2 separate regions of the Homo sapiens genome follow, and region 1 is linked to region 2. Evidence: chromatin loops called from intact Hi-C (ENCODE). Cell type or tissue: natural killer cell. All regions are shown on one strand. Links, peaks and the distances in the headings refer to the core of each region. The heading gives the core; the rest is flanking DNA.

What was found. Hi-C counts contacts between places; a loop is a spot of excess contacts. Peaks named below come from ENCODE experiments on the same cell type or tissue, not always from the same donor. Only the 100,000 strongest peaks of a DNase experiment are listed, where the experiment ranks them.
Region 1: a loop joins it to region 2, with 15 times the contacts of the local background. A loop is called at or near these places in 1 of 110 quality-filtered maps.

What each region holds. Positions count from the first base shown.
Region 1 is chr9:29,737,298-29,744,969 of GRCh38, forward strand. No RefSeq gene overlaps it. Among named protein-coding and RNA genes, the nearest start is that of LINGO2, 530 kb to the left of the region's middle. In natural killer cell, for the core only: no CTCF peak of the experiment used is centred there; no DNase peak of the experiment used is centred there; H3K27ac peaks cover 378 bases.
Region 2 is chr9:29,317,508-29,325,179 of GRCh38, forward strand. It overlaps the pseudogene PDK1P1. Among named protein-coding and RNA genes, the nearest start is that of LINGO2, 110 kb to the left of the region's middle. RefSeq lists an enhancer at 4,849-4,938. In natural killer cell, for the core only: no CTCF peak of the experiment used is centred there; no DNase peak of the experiment used is centred there; H3K27ac peaks cover 4,084 bases.

The DNA.
Region 1 (7,672 bases), core at 1,040-6,039, 420 kb after region 2:
TGTGTAATGTTCCCCTCCCTGTGTCCGTGTGTTCTCATTGTTCAACTCCCACTTATGAGTGAGAACACGCAGTGTTTGGTTTTCTGTTCCTGTGTTAGTTTGCTGAGAATGATGGCTTCTGGCTTCATCTGTGTCCTTGCAAAGAACATGAACTCATTCTTTTTTATGGCTGCATAGTATTCCATGGTGTATATGTGCCACATTTTCTTTATCCAGTCTATCATTGATGGGCATTCAGGTTGGTTCCAAGACTTTGCTATTGTAAATTGTGCTACAATAAACATACATGTGCATGTGTCTTTATAGTAGAATGATTTATAATCCTTTGAGTATATACCCAGTAATGGGATTGCTGGGTCAAATGGTATTTCTGGTTCTAGATCCTTAAGGAATCACTACATTGTCTTCCACAGTGGTTGAACTAATTTATACTCCCACCAGCAGAGCAAAAGTGTTCCTGTGAAACCCCGTCTCTACTAAAAAAAAAACCAAAAAAAAAAAAAAAATTAGCCATGTGTTGTGGCAGGTGCCTGTAGCCCCAGCTACTCAGGAGAGGTTGAGGCAGGAGAATGGCCTGAACCCGGGAGGCGGAGCTTTCAGTGAGCGGAGATTGCGCCACTGCACTCCAGACTGGGCAACAGAGCAATACTCCGTCTCAAAAAAAAAAAAAAAAAAAAGTGTTCCTATTTCTCCACATCCTCTCCAGCATCTGTTGTTTCCTGACTTTTTAACGATCACCATTCTAACTGGCGTGAGATGGTATCTCATTGTGGTTTTGATTTTCATTTCTCTAATGACCAGTGATGATGAGCTTTTTTTTTCCCATGTTTGTTGGCTCCATAAATGTCTTCTTAATCATGTAGTTGTTTTCATTTTTATTTCTCATACACTTATAATTATGTTATTTTTATTTATCTTATTTTCTTGGTCTAATGTCTTGACTTCATTTACAGTTTTGGTTTAATTCCTAGCATTATCATTCAACCACAGATTGAATGAATAGCCTGTCAACTAATCAATGAACAGTTATTTACTGCCCATCATGTGTCAGGCATTTTGTTTCGTTCTATAAATATAAATAGTGAGCACGGTAGTCATGGGCCCTGTCTTCACAAAGCTTAAATCTCTAAAAGTAAAAATTAAACTCCACACTTAAAATTATACTGACAGTTAATAAATCAATGCATCTACAAGGTTAGCACAGAGGTGAGTGGCTGATTTATTTACTCACTGATGAATTTATTTAACCCATTTCAACTATTCATTCCTTATGGTCGTGATCTTATCTTGGCAATTTCTTCTGAACTAGGCTTTTGAAGTTCCTGGAGTTGTTTCTGAATCCCAGATTGGTCCAATTCCTGTGGATAAATACATTTGGTCCCTTATATCTACATGTTCTGTATCTGCAGATTTAACCAACCCTGGATCAAAAATATTCAATAAACAACTTTTTAAAATATATAGTATAACAACTATTTATGAGGTATTTACATTGCATTAGGTATTCTAGATATTTTACTTATCCTAGATGCATAAGTAATTTAGTGATTATTTAAAGTATATAAGAGGATGTGTATAGGTTGTATACAAATACTACTCTATTTTATATCAGGAACTTCAGTATCAGCGGATTTTGGTCCACAAGAGGTCCAGGAACCATTTCCCTGAGGATATCAAGGGACAGTTGCATTTCTGGCAAGCTACATGTCTAACATTCTGTTTTTGGTGTTCCCGTGATGTTCAGTCAACTGTTATCTCCTCCCCTCTGGTGCTTTTGCTCTTTATCCCTTAATGAACTTCTTTGAAGGACTAGTATGTCTTCCTCTTGCCAAACAATAAAATATTTAGAATTATTTTCATCTTCTGATGGCCTAAATGCTCCCAGTTTTTTTTCTGTTGAGTCCTGTGGAGGCCATAGGCTATTGGCACCCTAAGAGTTTACTGAAAATTTACTGACATAAGGCAGGTTGATTGACAGAAGAAAAGGCATACAAATTTATGTAATATGTATACACGTGAGCCTTCAGAAGGAAGATCCAACTTTCTAATGAGTAACAGAAGCTTATATACCACCTTGAGGTTACAGAAAGAAGGAGGGCTTGTGATGATATAATTTTAGAAAACCCTAATGACTCCTCCAAATGATTCCTAGATCTGATAAATATACTGTATTTGGAGATAGGGCCCTTAAAGGGGTGATTAAATTAAAATGAAGCAAGTAGAGTGGGCACTAATTTAATATTATGGCCTGAGGGCTTAGGTGGGGCTCTAGATACTGATGAGACCCCAGCACCAGCTGCTGTTCCAAGTTCTTAACACCATTGCAAGAAAGAACTGAGGGACAAGTCAGAATAAAGCAAATGGCAAGAAACTTTTATTGCAAAGCCAAAGTACACACTCAAGAGCAGGAGCGTGGGCATACTCAGGAGAGTGAGCTGCAAATAGAGTTTGGTTTTCTAGTTTTATGGGCTCTTTTAATTAGGAGGTAGAATAATCATGAGGTTTTCTAGGATAAAAGGTAGAGCTTTCTTAAAATTGAGGTGCCACCCATTTTTATATTAAATATGGACATGCTCAGATCTGTCATGGCACTGGTTGGTGTGTGATTTAGTATGAAAATGAGCATATAATTAGGTCTGGGGCAGGGAATGAGTCCAATCCAACACTATGTTGGACCTAGATGGTTTTAAACCAGCTTAGCCCAGATCCTGTTGGTTAGGGTCTTATCAGCCCAGGCTTATCCTTGTTTTTATAGCTAATTTTAACAGCTCCTTTCTTGCTATGTGAAATGGCTGTTTGATATTTTCCCACTTCTCCTGTGACCATTCAGTATTCCTATTTTTTGGATATTTCTTTAATTATGGAGTGGAATAATCACTAGGTATTCCAGAAAAGGAGGAGATTTTAGAAACCCCAAGTTACTGATCCCTTTCTCTCTTACTTGAGTTTGCCTGGAAGAGACAGAGACATGTCACTGTGACCAGGGGTTGGGCCATCTTATCTGTCTTATTTTGGATTTTCTCATCTTGTAGTTTCTTTGCTTAGTTTTTGTTTTAGCTGTTTAGGTTTTTCTACCCGCCTGCAACCAACCACCCAGTACTACTCTTGTCTCAATGTGACTGGCTGTATAAAAAGAGGACATTTGAACCCATAGAGCCTCCAGTATATATACTAATAGAAAAAAAACCAAGAGAAGACACAGCAAACAGGCAGCTATCAGCAAGCCAAGGAGCGAGGCTTCAGAAGAAACCAAACTTTCTGATACTTTGATTTTGAACTTCTCACCTCCCTAAGTGTGAGAAAATAAATTTCTCTTATTTAAGTCACACATTCTCTAGTATTTGGTTATGGCTGTTCAAGTGAGATAAAGCACTTGGTAAATGAAGCTGATAGTATCTGTGTTTCGTCCATGGTCAACCAACTCAGGGAGAAGTGGGGAACATGACTCAAACATAGATCTGTTTAATCTACGTAAATGCTCTTTCCTGTTTCACCATGTTGGCTCACAAAAACAGCAGCAGTAATATCTTCAGGGTATTATGAGGAACACTTTGTTGATGATGGAAGTTTTTATATATTCTCAAAGGAGAGCATAACATTTTCTCTATGGAATTTTGTAAGTCAAGGTTGAGTAAGGGTGGAGGAATTGACAAAATGGCCCATGTTTCAGGGCTCATTCATCTATGGTTCAATGTTTTCTTCTAATATCTACTGGACACATAGACTTTTTTCTTTCTTTAATTTTCCAACTGAGGGGATTATTTGTCAGTGAATTAAGGCAGGAACTGATTTTTAAATATTAGTTTTTCTCTTTATTTCATTAGAAGGCAGAGAGCAGAACCAATATCATTTCTGGGATCTGTGCCACATGTTTCACCTCCAAGTTTTCAGACACCATAAGCAGATAGTCAATCCACAATGTAAGCTGGAAACTGATTACCAATAAGCAATTTTTTATTGTCACTCATCTAACCTTTACTATGTAAGAAAAACTCAACTCTGATTTCACTTATTTTTAATGTTTCTTGGGCTTGTAGAAAAGTCCTTGAGCCTTGTCTATTTATGTGGGAGTCAGCATTTTCAGAAACATGATTCACATAGGGTAGAATCACTTTCAAGGAGTGTGACATTGTGAGTCCACAGTCTCATAATGCTAAGGTGAAGAAAAAGAGGAAAAAAAGATGTCATATCTATAATGAATTTCAAAAGGCAAATTATAAATAACTCAGAACTTTCACCAAGTTATTACATAAGCTTACATTTGCAGTTTGAATTCATAATCAAAATAATGAAGGTGAAACCTTCTATTAGAAAATGATACATTCTTTAGATTGAGACACTGAACTGTAACCAACTACGAAAACAGAATGTCCTAATGAAGCTAAAGTTGTAAGATTAATTGCTCCCTTATATTCACTGTTAATGAAGAATAACAATTGACTTGACAAGCTAATTATTATAATATCCTAGGCCTACAGTATGTAATAAGAGTTATAATGTACCAGTCAATCAAAATCATTCACTTCTGTTATTGGGCTTGAAATCCTCAACTTTGTTTGTCTTGTTAACTAAATGACATATGAAAGTTACTAAAGGTGTTATTCTTAAGAAAATAGAAGCATGAAATATTCTGCACATGGTTCTATTGCAATTGACGTTGTAAAATGGTTTTGGGTACATTGAACATGCATTCTTTCCAACTTTATAATTATATTAGCATGAGGCATATTGAAATGGAAATTTTGATAAGATACAATAAATCTTAGTGCATTCTTAATGTTAGATGGTATGGGCTTTTATATAGACTCAAGGGAGATTAGATAAAATTTAAAATATAAACCTCTAATAAAATGTATGTTGGAGGATATTATGATATGTAGAAATCATTGCCGATGTTGCTGCATGCTTTTCATATAAATTTTTAGCAGCTCTCTGCTTTCACTTTAAAAAGTAGACAAGGTATATTTTCTAAGGAATTTATTTTTTTAAGAGCTTATATTTATAATTTATAACCTAAATGTGTACAAGTCTTCTTTCCATTGCAATTCCACTTTTCTGATGTATTTGCCCAGTCATGTTTCTACAACACCTTCGCATTTATTTTTCAAAGCTCCTGCCATAAAAACACAGAGAGGAAACTACAATAGAAAGAAGGAATATGAAGGAGTCAGTCCAGGAGTCCAGCATCTAAGAAGATGGAAATGTAAAAGCTTGTTTAGTAATACAGTGTGAATAAGAATTCAAGAAAGATTTTCTAGATGTCAACAAGGTATTACTGAATAGAAAAGTGCTGATGTATTCCCAAGAGATATCTTCACATCATATCTGATGGGAAGAAGTAGAAATTTTGTATAGCTTCTCAATTAAAATACTATCAATTTTAAGTTACCACTACCAATTTTACTAAGCACTTTCTAATCAATTGAAAATGTTACTTTATTATTATTAAAAAGCCTTTTATTTTTGCATCCTTCTTTTATTTTCAAGGTTTATTTTAGATACCAGGGTATACGTGCTTGCAGGTTAGTTACAAAGGTAATATTGTGTGATGCTAAGTTTTGGAGTATAATTAAACCTGTCACCCAGGGAGTAAGCACCATAACTAATAGGTAGTTTTTCAATGTGTGGTCCCCCTTCTCCCTTGCCTGTCCAGTGTCTACTGCTCCCAACTTTATATCCACGAGCATTCAATGTTTAGCTCCTACTTTTTTTTTGAGACAGGGTCTTGCTCTGTTGCCCATACTGGAGTACAGTGATGCAATCGTAGCTCACTGCAGCCTTGACTTCCCAGGCTGAAGCGATCCTCCCACCTCAGCCTCCTGAGTAGCTGGGACTACAGGCAGGTGCCACCACGCCTTGCTAATTTTTTATATATATTTTTAGAGACAGGGTTTCACCATGTTGCCCAGGCTGGTCTTGAACTCCTGAGCTCAAGAGATCCGCCTACTTAGGCCTCCCAAAGTGCTAGGATTACAGGTGTGAGCCACCATGCTCAGCCTAGCTCCCACTAAGTACTTACACAAAAAATTTGGTTTTCTGTTTGTGCTTTAGTTTGATCAGGATAATGGTTTCCAGCTGCATCCATGTTGCTGCAAAGGACATGATTTTGTTCTTTGTCATGGCTGCATAGTATTCTGCAGTGTATACATATCACATTTTCTTTATCCAATCCACCACTGATGGGCAAACTGGGTTGATTCCCTGTCTTTGCTATTGTGAATAGTGCTGTAATGAACATATGGGTGCATGTTTCTTCTGGTAGAACAATTTTTCTTTAGTTATATACCCAGTAATGTGATTGCTGGATTAAATGCTAGTTCAAATCTTACTTCTTTGAGAAATCTCCAAACTACTCTCCACAGTGGCTGAGCTAATTTATATTCCCACCAACAGCCTATAAGTGTTTCCTTTTTTCCACATCCCCAGCAACACGTTATTCTTTGACTTTTTAAAAAAAGTCATTCTGACTGTTGTGAGATGGTATCTCATTGAGTTGCATTTCTCTCATAATTAGTGGTCTTGAGCATTTTTTTAAATATATTTGTTGGCTGCTTGTATGTTTTTCTTTGAGAAGTGTCTGTTTTTGTACATATTTTGGCAAATATATTTGTTGTATACCACTCTTGAACATATATAAAAAGGAAATGTAAGAAAAATTAAGTAGTCAAATGATTCCTAAACTTTCTTCCTAATTCAAGTTTTCTGAAACATAGTTTGACTTGAAGTAAGAAATTTCTATAATTGCTGCACATTATTGTTCTCTAGGACATAAAGATAGTTGGTAATGCAGCATTCTTAAAACAATGCTTACTATTGTGTTTGTGTTTACATTGCTGTCTTTTTTTTTTTTTTTTTGGTATATTGGTGCTGTTTCTTTCTTCTCACTAAGAGATGTCAACAGAAGGTAATCAGACAACAAACAAAGCTCCTATAGGTTTCTGAGTTGTGTGTGTGGGCGTGTGTGTGTGTGTTTTACTGAAATATGGAAGAATTCTATTTTTCTGCTCAGATAACCAGGATCAATAACCAAGTTTGTGCACATACAAGGAATAAGTACATCATGTCCATGACCAGACCAAGAGTAACTATAACATGTAATCACATAGTAAGATGTAGGCCAATTTTAGATATATTAAAATAAGAAAAGCAATGTCATTTAAACTTGAAAAAATATAAATTCCACCAGGCTTATTCCATATGAGTTTAATACTTCTAAAAACATATCCTTATTCTATAAACAACTAAATAATATAATTATTTAATTTTACTTACTACTGAAATTTCTGCTCAAAATAAGCGATGAGAAAAGATGGGCTCTTTCCTTGAGTACCACATAAAATGTCATTTCCTACAGCTTGTGGAGTTGCAGTCATTCTTCTATATACAAAGGAAATGATTACTCTTTTTCAAAATAGGGCTCTTTTAATTGGATCTCAAAATTTAATATAGTATCTGAAATTGATCCAATCATATTGTTTATACATACAAATAAAGCAATCTTAAAATATGAACAAGGATAATGCATTAGTTTGATTCTGATCATGTTCCACTAACTTCGTCTCACTAAGCTGCTGTTAAATGTACACTAGCTATGAATAAATAAGAAAACATCCCAGGCCAAATCTTGGATATTATTCTTTTCAACTTTTCTCCATTTTTGGCTTTTTGGTAT
Region 2 (7,672 bases), core at 1,207-6,206:
TAGTCCTAGTTTTCATTTGGGGATCCTTTCTGGTAAACCTAATTCCTGACTCTAAAAACAGGGCTTATAGCTCAGGCTAAAATATTTCAGCATAAACTCATCTTCTGGAGACATTATTGGTTCAAAGAAGGGTGGCAACCAATTGCAGGTGGCTTGGGCTCCTGGTGTAGGGTTCACTGAGGGCTGGGATGGCAGCTTCAGGGATCTCAGCACCAAGCCCCAGTGGCACCTTCGGAATCTTTATTCCCCCAGCAATGGCTGTGACCCTGAGGACTCATTTGGGTCCTTGTAATTGCCCTCTGCTCAATGAAATATATGGCCTTTTGACTTTTACACATGCTTCTTGCCAACTTTTGGATCTGGGAGAGGGGTTGAGAAGACCTCATTCACATATCTCAGGCCAGGGTTGGCCATGGGAATAGCAAATATAATTAAAGAAATAGTCTCCTTCTGATAATCTCAGAACATCATCATCAGCTCAACTGATACAGAGCTGGAATATTAGAAGTCTTCAGAAGTTGCTTAATTTTTAAGGACGAAAATGCTGAGGGTGCTAATGGTCTTTATTTTTTTCATAGACATGGTGATAAGGATCTGTAAGACACAAGGACATTGGCATAGCTCAGAATGTGATTAAATGTTGTACATGAGAAATATGCAATGCAATTGTGTTTGTCAATTAAAAAAATAAAATATATACAGGATTGCTTTGGGGATATTCCCACCACCAGCCAGAATGTTAACTACATTTTGGATATTTCGATATGAGTTGCATTTTGATTGTAAGGTTACTCAACTTGCTATTCTTTATTCTATGGTGGCAAAAACAAGATAATTCCATCCAATCAAAATGCTTTGGAAGCTTTAATATAAATTGCAAGTTAGCTAAAATTATTAAAAGATGGCTAGGAAAATGCTAACGATCTGTGCAATTTGTTTTGTATTATTTCTCCTAAAATTAAAGTTGGAGAACTAAGTGCAAATCACCAGAACAGCTAATCCAAGTGGTTTTTGTACCACTTGTCTTTCTCATAGGGAGTTTGAACTTTTTAAGTGACATGAGAGCAATCATGGGACACTATACTGACAAAATGTGTTTAACCCTCTATCCAAGTTCATGTCATAGCAGGTAGTTAGGATTGGACACATATGAATGTTTGTTGAAGTGTTGTGCCTCTGAAGGAAAATCACAGATTCTTCAACCACATGTATTCATGTAGATTCCTGCAGAAATATCTGGAGTAGCACTCCTGGCTGGTTTGAATTATGGATTAACCAACGAATGCTTTGATGTATAATATTTCAATGAGAACCAAAGCTATGTCTCCTAGAGGGTTATGTGGCAGATGTATTTGTCCACATTAGACTCCTCATTATATAAGACAGCTGCGTAGATGCAGGACAATATCAACCATGAGGCTTATGCTTGCAGCCCAAGCAGACAACAAAGAGGTATAAAAACATTCTTCAGTGGCTACAGACATCTAGGACACCTAAGAAAAAAAATGTGGGTTTTATATTAAGTTTGGAAGGGGTGGTGTCCATACTTGATACCAAATATTTTAAATATCATTTTCATAATTAGTTATTCTGGGTATAATAAATGGAATTTGAAATCTATGCATGTCTTAAAACTCCTCAAAGAGAAAATTATACGTATTTTTTTAACTTATATTCTTGCAGCTAACTGAGCTTATTTTTCAATAATAGTATTTTTGGTTAACTTTTCTGTCCTGTTTATGGTAAACTCCAGAGGCATGAGAAAAGTTTGAAATTCTATAGAAAGCAGTTTATTTTATGCTTTTATTTAGTCTACGAGACACATTTTCCCAATAATACCAATTAACTACTCAGCCATCTTTTTGTTATTTGGAGAACTTTCATGTTATAGTTAGTAATGACAATTGTTATAAGATAGTCTTTGTGTTTACCAGTGAATGATTACAAGTAAAGTGGAAAACAATTTTCCCATGAGGAACAGCCACCCACTTTTCAGTGTCTACCTGAACTGTCTTAGCTCTGCAGTTAATATACCATTTTAAAATTTTCCTGAAAAAGATTGTTACAGTAGTTCTCTACAGATTTCTGAAAATCTACTCTGAATGTGTTGTGATTAATGTCGGAGGAAAATGTTATAGTAGGCCTAAAACAGAGAACAAAGTAGTGGTTCCCAAACTGACCAATTTCAGAATTAACTAGGGAGTTTTGAGAAACAGAAATTTCCTTTATCCTGCCCAGATATACTCAATCAGAATTTCTAGGGCTGGAGTGGAGTGGAGGAATCTCAAGAAAAAACAACAACAAAAAAGTTTTCCTGCTCTAGGAAGCCATTGTTTTAAAATTAATGGCAATACCAAATTTGCTAAAGTAACAGAGAGATCTATAGGTTTTCACTTTCACTTTTTGAAAGGTCAGGTTTCTAGACTCTTGGGGAGAAACAAACTGTATCCCAGGCTGATGCAATTAGAGGACAAAGCAGCAAGTTAGAAAAGAAACAAAATGACTACAGAATAATCAGTAAACTGAAAGATTTAAATCATAAATGTATAAGTGCCCTTAAAGAAGATATATGTTATATAGTCTCTAGATCTTTTCATCAGGAAAAGTCAAAATTGTTCATCACAAAGATAATCATTTGCATCGATATGGTAATCTCTTTTGGTCTTCAAAACAGTGAAAGATAGACAGGAACGTTTCTATCTTCCTCATTTTGAGAAGCAAAGCTTGTCTCAAAATTACAGATAATTGAGCCAAGGTACAGAAGCCTATGTGTGCTGATCTGTTCTATTTGGTGCTATGTTTTACAGGCAGAGCTGTGAAGTCAGGGGACGGTGTTGTGGGTGATACCTCACACTCTTTTAGTGTGACAGGAAAGTAATAATGCATTTCTTGTAAATGTTGATAGCAAAGGTTTGCAACTTAAAAGGGGAATTTCATATATTTAGAAAATACTTTGAGGTGAAACCCTCACTCTTTAAAGGATTATTTAAAATGGTAATGCTACTACCTAAATTGGTAGATTGGAAGGGAGGTTAAAGGGCATTTAATCATGTTCCCTCATTTTATAGGTGAAGACTCTAAGGCTCAGAGTGCTTTATGGTTTGCATAGTAATTCATAGCTAATCTGAACAATTTTTGGAAAAATAACATCTTTTCTATTTTTCCATCATTATGGATTTGTTAAAGATACTAAAATGAGCTAATTGGTGATTTGTTAGTTCAAATTGCTAATTTTTTAACTTTAAATTTCACTTTTCATGCAAAAATGAACCTTTTTATAATACTTTGAACTGAAGAAATCTTCTTTTCTAAATAAGATGTCATACAACTGAGATAAAGTTTATTATTTTACTTATGAAGGATTCCACCATTCCCAAAATTAAAGTGTTACTTTCTTTACCTGAACACTAATAATAATGGTGGTTTCAAAGGAGCAGCAAAAGAGAAATATTTTCTATTTTTCTTTACAAGCTGTTTACTGTTTTTATTTTGCTCTCTGGTAATAGACAGAAAATTATATAAAACAATATTTTGAGGGAATTTTTCTCCTGGTTGGTTTTAAATCACTGTGCTCCCTGAAACATTTCAATGTTTAAATTCTTCTCAAGTTATTATATTCACCAGTACCTGATTAATCCATTGCAGATATAAAAATGTATTGAAGAATAATAAATGGATACCATGTGATTTTTTAAAACTTGGACAGCTAATGAATGTGGCAACATTTTAAAGGAGGGGATAGAAAAAAATGTTCTGCATAATCAATAATGCATAATTCATACTTAAACATCATTAATTTCTAGCACTACGACATTTTTAAATGAATATATTGAAACGGAAACAAAATATTTTACAAAATGTTTTCCATATGGCAGTAATCTAAAAAATGGGAAAAATTTGTCATTCTTCACTCAGTTTGGCCCAACAAGACTAAATAAAATATTTGTTATGATGTGATGGAAAATAGGGATCTTCTGGCTTATCAGGAAGTTTCTGGAAGTGAGCCTTTCTTACCTAATTGATGTAAAAAAAAAAAAGAAGAAGAAATGTATAACTTTTCAACTTGTAACTGAAAGAAATGGCAGTTTGGGAATAATGGTAATATTACTGAAGGTAAAGCAGAGTGCTATAGAAAAGCTATCTCTTGATGATATTCTGTGGTCCTTCAAGTAAATTAAGTGCAAAGGTTGGCCTCTTTACTTTTATTTACCTAGGCCAATTAATGCCCTTAATTTTTAAGCCACTTTGTGCTTGAGTTTTCTGTTGCTTATAAATCAACGCCTCTTAACTGATAGATCATTTCAAAATCTAAAATTGTACCATGTGCTGCTGTCATTGATGCTGCGTTTTTCTTTGGGTTTTTATCCAATGATGTAAATGTTATAAAGCCTGAAGCTATATAAGAGTATCCATTTGTAAATCAAATAGATAAATAACCTTTAGGTATAGAAAATAGCCTCAATGGGATTATTGTAGAATTCCCCTAGGAATATCATGAAGAGTAAATATTAATGCCTTTTAATTGCTGTAAACTATAGTGTGAACTATAAAGTTTACACTATTGACATGCAGGATCATGACCAATTTTAAAGATGAGTTGATAAATATTACTCAAGAGAATAAATTCACATCCATATCTGCTCCAAAGTAATTTTCTCAAACTTGCATTTGTGTCCTAGTTAATTTATCAGGAAATGAATCTTTAATTTGGAAATATAGTAGTATGGAAAGTTTGTCAAACTTAATTTCTTTTTGTAGAACACTTGACTACCCATATATGATCTTAATAGGATAGTTGGAAACAGTTGATAAAAGTGGACAGTCTGTTTCACTGGCATAAAGTCATCCTTTTTGAGGTCATTTATATTTGTCTATCTTTGAGAAAGCAACATACTTGGTTTCGGTTTCTAGGTGGAACTTCTGAGTCAAGTTGCTGCTCAGAGCATGTGGTATTTTGCAGACTTCAACTCCACCTCAGCACTTGGTTACTAACCACTTTTTTTCTCTAAAACATGGGCAGTTTATATATTATGAACATTGTGTTTACCTTCAGGATATGGTAGTAAGTAGTTTCAGCCATTACAAATCATCATTTTTTTTTCTCACGTCCCTAAGAGCCCCTAATAAGCATTTCTAAGTTCTTCCAAGCTTCTCTCTCCTTTCCCAACTCAATGTTCTGCTCCTAATCTCAGCTGCTCCTATTTTATTGAGTCATTGGCACATGACTCATCCATTACTGAGATTGAGCTGTGTCTACCCCAAAATTGTGACAAATTTTACCATATCTGAATGGATGTATTCGTCAGTTGGGGCTATCATAGCAAATTACCATAGACTGAATGGCTTCAACAATAGAAACTCATCTTCTCGTAGTTCTGGAGGTTAAAAGTTCCAAATCAAAGTCCAACAGGGTTGGCCTCTGGGGAGAGCTCTCTCTTCCTGGCTTGCAGACATCTGCATTCCCACTATGTTCTCACATAGCCTTTTCTTGGTGGGTATGCAGGTAAAGAGAGAGAAAACTCTGTTGTTTACTTTTATAAAGAAACTAATCCTATTTGATCAGGGCCCCACCATTATGACCTCACTTAACCTTAATGATTATCTTAGAGGCCTCATTTCTAAATACATCCACACTGAGGGTTAGGGTCTCAACATATAAATTTTGGTGGGGGGACACAAACATTCAGTCTCTAATACTGAAGAACAGGTAGTGGGGGAGATTTCAAAGTTATTATCTGCATGAGTTACTGAGCATAACTCTGGGATGTGGGAGTATAGGGAAACAATTCCTAAGAAGAGAGAGAATTGAAGCATGTTTGCTTCGTGGTCGATGGATGAAATCCAACCAATGCAGAGAATATACTCATAGAATATTATCTCTTTCTCAAATACTTCCTAGTCATGATTCACGAGTTAATGTTTGAAACTTTAGGATAAAGGACTAAGAAAAGTGAATAAGAACATCAAATGTCTTATAGTTGGACTTCCCTGGGAGAAAATGATAGTGTAAGATATGAATAGCCTCAACATTCGTGACTTCTAGTCTGAAAGACAACTGCGCTAGACCTTTGTCCAAAGATTAAAAAGTGTTTTGGGGCAGGGCGCGGTGGATCACGCCTGTAATACCAGCACTTTGGGAGGCCGAGGCGGGCGGATCACTAGGTCAGGAGATCGAGACCATCCTGGCTAACACGGTGAAACCCCGTCTCTACTGAAAATACAAAAACTTAGCCGGGTGTGATGGCGGGTGCCTGTATTCCCAGCTACTCGGAGGCTGATGCAAGAGAATGGCGTGAACCCTGGAGGCAGAGCTTGCAGTGAGCCGAGATCGCGCCACTGCACTCCAGCATGGGCGACAGAGCGAGACTCCGTCTCAGAAAAAAAAAGTGTTTTGGGATTCATAAATGAAGGTCATTAACACCCTTAATATTGAAATAAGCAAACATTGGACATTAGCATCCTTGGTCTAGGCATTAGCAGACAATGGAGTACCTCTGGTAGGCATCATCAAGAGCATTCTGGTGCTCTTGATGAAAACCTAAAGTGTGGTTTAACATAGGTATTCACAGAGGAAAGGGAGGGAGGGTGTAGTCTGTGAAGTGCTTGTGAGAATCTTGTTTTTGTAAATATGTGAAACAACCTCTATAATTTCTGCAGGGTTTAAAGTGAAATAACAATATTTATAGATAATATGTTCAGAATACCTAGTATGTACTTAACATTTAATCTTTTAGTAATCCTATGAAGTCATTACTAATATTATTTTCTCACATTACTGATGAGAATTACAGAGATACCTAGCACCTTGCCCCAGATCATTTAGCATGTGACAGAGCTGGCATTAGAAGCAAGACAGTTTGACTCTCTATTTTTTAGACTAGTGTTTTTTAAAACTGCTGGAATTCTTGTACTTTGTGTAAGTACTATTGTGATACTAGCTTTTACCCTGAGGCAAAGATGGGTTTTGAAATTCAGGTTCATTTAATGGGTGCACAATAAAGTTTGGGGAATTATAGCAATGAAAATATCTTTAGCCTGTGGGTAAGATATTACCTTTACTTTATTCATCTGGCCATACTATTGCAGGCTAGTCATAGAGATTAGAGAGTAACTTCCTTCCCTGCAGGTTGAAAGATACATTTATTCATTTATCAATTCACAACATTTATTTTAAATGTGTAGCTAACATAAACCAGAAGTACTGGGCACAAAAATGCAGTCATAAACAAAAATGGATAGAAACTTTTCTGGAAAAATTCCTTTCTAGCAGGTAAGTAGCAGCTAAAGAGCTGTGAACAGTGGTTAATTGATTGATTAGCAGTTTCAAAGAATAGTGTTTTAAGGTGATAAATATTCTGTGACCCAGTTAAAGAACTAGCAGAGAGTGACATAAAAACTAATTAACATATCCTGCAGAATCAGATAAACCTCTACATCCTTTCTATTTATCTCTCTGTTTTGTGTGTCTATTGTCTTATCTTTCTGTCCAGGTCCCCATACTATTTTTTTTCTTCCACTTCCTTTCTCTTCAAAACATTTAATCAAATAGAATGTAGCTAAATTTTTTTTACTCTTTTTTCCATTGACCTAGAAAGTGTAGGCAAAAATACGTGTTTGGGGTTTTTGTTGTCATTGCTGTCTATTACCCTTTGTTTTTTTTCCAACTCTAGAG